2 separate regions of the Homo sapiens genome follow, and region 2 is linked to region 1. Evidence: read pairs that join two places in POLR2A ChIA-PET (ENCODE). Cell type or tissue: PC-9. All regions are shown on one strand. Each heading gives the region's core, and the rest is flanking DNA. Links, peaks and the distances in the headings are about the cores only.

Region 1 (2,934 bases), core at 212-2,711:
TTTCAAAACTAGAGCTTATGACCTTTTTTATTTGAAATGTTGCCATTCTTTATGTTTTGTTTTTCCAGAGGCATGAAAACTTATTGTTTTCTTTTTGAGCTATTTGAGAGTTTTTTTTTTTTATTCTCATCTGGGCTAGAATGTTTCATTGGCTATAAGTCTTTTGACTCTAAGTCCCTTGGCCAAAGGGGTCCCACTGAGGGACTTGATGGACCTGGGGCAGGTAGCATATCACCCTCATATCAACATGGGACAAAATAAAAGTTTGGCTATCTATACTACCTCTGGCATATCTTAACAGAAAAGGGGAAATGCAAACTAAAAAACAAAATGCTAAGCGCCCCCTCACTGAGTGAATAAACCCCCTCTTGGCCAAGAGAACTCCAGAGAAGGAATCTTAAAAACTTAGTTCCCAGCCATGATGAGACAAAAGGTCAGACATGTCTCATTATATCCTCTTCCTTTTATGGTTTAGACACAACTGAACAACATTAATGTTAAAATTAGATCATAAGACTGACAGAAACAACTCTTTGTGGTAATAAGATACCAAATTGTAAATGGGACTTATGGCCATTCCAGGCAAGGATTAAGTCACTGATTCAGTTTGGCTATGTCTGCACTCAAATCTTATCTTCTATTATAGTTCCCACAATCCCCACATGTTGTGGGAGGGACCTGCTGGAGGTGTAATTGCATGATGGGGGTGGTTTCTTCCATGCTGTTCTTGTGATAGAGAGTTCTCATGAGATCTGATGGTTTTATAAGGGACTTTCCCTGCTTTGCTCAGCACTTATCCTTCCTGCCACCATATGAAGAAGGATGTGTTGCTTCTCCTTCTGCCATGATTGTATGTTTCCTGAGGCATCCCCAGCTATGCTAAACTGTGAGTCAATTAAACCTTTTTCTTTTATAAATTACTCAGTCTCAAGTATGTCTTTATTAGCAGCATGAGAATGGACTAATACAGTCACCCTAAACTGCCACTATATATTTCTTTTTCTTCAGCAGCTAAACAAGAACCTGTCTTGAGATAAGCAGTATTAAAACAATTTGCAGCTCCACCAGATGCTAATTTACTGATTTCCAGACCCTGTTCTACCAGCTGTAACTAAAACTTTGATTGGACAAGAGCTGATTTTAGTAACTTTCCCCTGATAATAGACCACTGACCATAGACTGGTTCTGGTCAGTTTACAGATTGTGTACTTGCATGCCTCTTTGTCCTGAAAATCCCTTTTAGCACATACAGCCTAATTATAGTACATTGAAATGTGAAGTCTCCATGCCAAAAGTGAACATGAGTCATATGTTACCTGACTTGTTCAATACATGAGTCAGGACCACCTTCATGAATATTCATAGCTCCTCCTATAACTCGTTAAAAACATATGTTTAGCCAACCTGTCATCATGTATCACAGGAGCCCCATTACAACTGACAGTGGGTAATTAACTTATTGCCTTTCTTATTGATATAGGAGCCATATAGTTTATAGTTAATATTCATCTAGCCCCTGATTTTAAAAAGACTGTGAAGGTTGCAGGAATGTTCAGGAAAGCTTTGACTTGCCTCTTCCTGCAGCCTTTAAATTGGCATCTTGGAGACTACAATTGACAGAAAGAAACTAAAAGATAAACCATACTAAAAAAAAAAGCATTACCAAAATCTGTCAAGAAGCCAATTTGACTTGAGATAAGGTGTTGCTGGTCGCCCTGTTATAGATTAAAATAGATCCTCAAAATAGGAAGAAATTGGGTCCCTTTAAAATGTTATATGGTAGGCCATTCCACGTTTCTGCACTGTTGGGAAAACCAACTGATAACTTTAAGAAATTCACCAATTGCCAAATATGTTAAGACTGTAGGCACTATACTAGTTTCTGTTCATGAGTCTGCTTCTAAAAAGACCACTCATCCTAAGATGTGTCCCTACATCCTTTGCAATTGGGAATTCAGGTCCTCCTAAAGACTAAAAAAAAAAGTCAGCTCAGAGCCAGGTCAAATGGTTTCATTCCCAAGTTCCCAATCAACAGCCCCATCCAGCAGGAAGTAGCCAGATTGTAATTGACAACCAATTTTCCATAGAAATTGAATTAAAAATCAACAGTAGGGAATTTGTAGCAGAAACTGCCACTCTGTCTTGAAAAATTATTCTCTTTTTTCTTTTTTTCACCCTTCTTTCCATGCTGGGCTTTTGATAATGCTTAACTCATGTGCTTCGCCTAAAGAACTCCAGGAACTGTCCTTGAAAAACTAAGCATGGAATCAAGGTTGCAGAACATCCCGTCCTGGGAAGAATTCTAAGCAGTTAATCTGTATTCCTGTTGGAATCAGGCTGACGCCCACCAGACCACCAGATGGCCATCACTCAAGACAGTCACTGAGACCAAACATATTGACATACATAGTCAACCCCTGTGTTTAGCTTCTCCATATCCCCCTCCCATAAAAACCCTCCAGCCAGCCTGAAAAACTCAAGATGGTCTCTGCAACACTAGTTCACAATGTTCTCAGGTTGCCAGCTTTTGAATAAACCTGCTTTTCCTCCCATTAACTCTCATCTCTTGAGCTTGGTTTTTCAGTGGCAAGCAGCGAAACCTGGGCTCAGTTACAAAGAGAAACTGTGATGAGTATGATTTGTATTCCCCTTCCTCCGTGAACCTGAATGTGGGCTATTCTAAGGGAGATTAATGTTACAGTTAAATAATTCATTGATAGAGATGTGTCTCTATCATAAATATTTAAAATTATTATTAGTTTTTGTTCTGGTTGCTTTTTGTAACATAAAGCTCACATAATAAAAACAGTTTGGGTGGATATGCACTAGCCAAAACTAGTTGTTTAACTTTTATTGGAAGCTTTGCAGAGATCGGGAGCAGAGTTGATTGACTCTTTCTTATGGTAAGTAACCATGCCCTCATGGAAACTTCTT
Region 2 (2,934 bases), core at 307-2,806, 96 kb before region 1:
CCAGCAAGGATGTCATAGAAGCAATGCTGTGTTCTTCTTGGAGTATCATATTATGTTAACTTCAGTTGCTTGTGCTTGTTGAAGGTAATATCTACTAGGTTTCTGTAAAAAATAGTAACTACAGTATTTTTTTCTTTAAAGAAATAAGCATTTTTAATACTTTACATATATAAATATCTCATTACTCATCAAATCTTTCAGTTTATTTTTCTAGTCATCTACGTAAATATGAATTCATGGTTTCCTACTTTATTCAATAGATTATAATCTGTTACCATCATTATTTATTTTTCAACTCAAATTACCCCAGGTTTGGCCAGTAGGAGACCTTTTAATCTGCCTCTGACATCTTTCTGACGGGTATCCATCATTTTTTGAATAATTCTTTGCTCTCTGGCATGATAAAGAATCTCAGGCTCATTTTTTTCCCCTGGCTCTGCCCTGAAGTTAGTAATTTCTTCAATGAGCTCTGGTAACTTTCAATCTAGGTTGATATTTAGAAACCAAGAGCTGGGGCTGGGTGCAGTGGCTCAAGCCTGTAATCCCACCACTTTGGGAGGCAGAGGCAAGGGAATTGCTTGAATCCAGGAGTTTGAGATCCGCCTGGGCAACACAATGAAAACCTATCTCTACGACAAATCTAAAAAAATTAGCTGAGTGCAGTGGCGTGCACCTGTGGTCCCAGCTACTGTGGAGGTTGAGGCGGGAGGATTGCTTGAACCCAGGAGACTGGGACTGCAGGAAGCTGTGTTTGCATCACTTCACTCCAGCCTGGGCAAAGAGTGAGACCTCATCTCCAGAGCTGGGTGTTAGGTGTGCTCCGTGCTGTGGTGGTGATAGGTGTGCTCACTGCTGTGGTGGTGTGGCTGCTCCCTGGTCCTCTCCATGTATAGAGCTGGGGAAGACACACACACACACACACACACACACACACACACACACCTATATTTATTTCTATGTCTATATGTTTTGAAAACTGTGAGTTCACACTGATACCTTCAATTGAAATTCAACAACACAGGACTCATTCTGACATTTTCCCCTTCTAACTTTGTAAATCATTCCTTTCATTGAGAGAAAGCAGACTCCTATTATTCCTAATGTATATACATATTATAATATTCACATGTAAGTAAACAATCCTCCTTCACTACGACTCACCTCCCAATGCCCTAAATTTGGCTCTGACATTGCACAGCAGCTGGTGGACCCTGAATATATAAACACATGTAGAATGAAGGCTAATAATGGAGATCAGAAAGCAGCTTCACATGGAATGGCCTCATACCATGAAAATGTAGATACAATGGGAGAATCAAAATTGAGGGAAGAAATAGAATAGCACATGGGAATAAGAATAACCTTGTCATTTATCTTCTATTAGTTGATATTTAAAGGCTATTACTTCAAAATAGTATCCGAGGGAGAGACAAAGAGAAGTTGTTGCTAGCTAATTTCAAGAGAGCTCAAAATAGATAACCATTGACTGCATCTACCCACAAAAAGAGGTAACTGAAATATTGTACTGAGGTATTAGTGTAAAGTTGGAATTCAAATATTCCCATGTATAAAAATATGTTAATAAAAGAGAAATTTAAATAGAACACAAATGAAAGATTAAATATGTGTGTAATATACACAAACATTTACTATATATCAATATGTATCTTTATAATGATACACTTTATGTATGTATACATATATACATACACATAAATTTATATAAAATGAAATATGAATATGGAATAAAAGAATTCGAATATATCAATGACATCAATGATAGAAATAATTAAAATAGAATATTTTCAAATTTTCTAAAAATATAAATATATGAAACATATCTAAAATAAAGGTAATCAGACAGTTTTTAAATGAAAAGAGAAAAAATATGAACATAATGAAATGAGGGGTTGAGATCTAGATATCTATCAAGGTAGAATTTAGGCCAAAAAGTATTAAAAGAGTCAAAGGAAGGAAATTTTCAAATGAAAATGTAACAATTATTCCGTTACCACTCAATAATAATGATTTTCATTATACAAGAGATGCACAGATAAATAGAAACATAATAAAACAACTATAGAAATATCATACTAAACCTCTTTTGGTCTAAGATAGATTAAGATCAATCAATATCATTAATAATGTAGATTCTATAAATATATATTAAATTCAGACCTCTGATGATGTAAACTATACTCTCAAGTACAATGAAACACTTATGCAAACTGATTTAGTACAGGACACACCATCGCAATAAATTAAAAAGGCAAATGCAAATATTAGCATTCTCTGATAGTAATGTGCTAAAACTAGAAATTAGTAACAAAATTAGTGTGTTAAAAGGCCTATTCACTGGATATGGCAAAAAAAGCTATTAAAAAACAGGAAGTGAATAGTTTCTTGAAAGTAACAATAACATTCTATAAATTTGAGAGCTGTAGAATCAACTGAAAGTTATCAGAAGAAATTTTGTAGCAATAAATACATCAATAAAATATATTAACTCATCAAGTTAAAAAGCTACAAAGAGAGCAGAAGACAAATCAAAAGAAAGTGAAAGGAAGATATTAATAAAGACAAGAGGAGAAATTAATGATTGGAGAAAATGAAGAACAAAGTAAACCTAAAAGCTGTATATTTAACATGAATGGTCTATGTATACAGTCAAAAGAGAGAGACTATCAGAGTGGATTTTTTTAAAAAACACAATTATATGTTGCCTATCAGAAAGCCAGAAAAAACAGATTATTTTAAAAAGATGATGAAAAATATGTCATATTAACAGTAACCAAAAGAAAGCTGGAGTGGTTATACTAATTTCAGGCAAAGGAGACTTCAGAGCAAGGAAAATTACTAGGGATAAAGAGTGCCTTTATATGATGATGATTCTCAAAGAAGACTTGCAAGTTCTTAATGTGTATGCATCTAACA

The links. Peaks named below come from ENCODE experiments on the same cell type or tissue, not always from the same donor. Only the 100,000 strongest peaks of a DNase experiment are listed, where the experiment ranks them.
Region 2: POLR2A ChIA-PET joins it to region 1 with 13 read pairs; 2 of 35 experiments call an interaction of 5 or more read pairs at or near these places.

The regions. Positions count from the first base shown.
Region 1 is chr2:184,084-187,017 of GRCh38, forward strand. All of the region lies in intron 1 of LOC105373324 (a long non-coding RNA gene), which reads right to left. Among named protein-coding and RNA genes, the nearest start is that of SH3YL1, 78 kb to the right of the region's middle. In PC-9, for the core only: no CTCF peak of the experiment used is centred there; a DNase peak (open chromatin) is centred at 1,268.
Region 2 is chr2:87,612-90,545 of GRCh38, forward strand. No RefSeq gene overlaps it. Among named protein-coding and RNA genes, the nearest start is that of FAM110C, 43 kb to the left of the region's middle. In PC-9, for the core only: no CTCF peak of the experiment used is centred there; no DNase peak of the experiment used is centred there.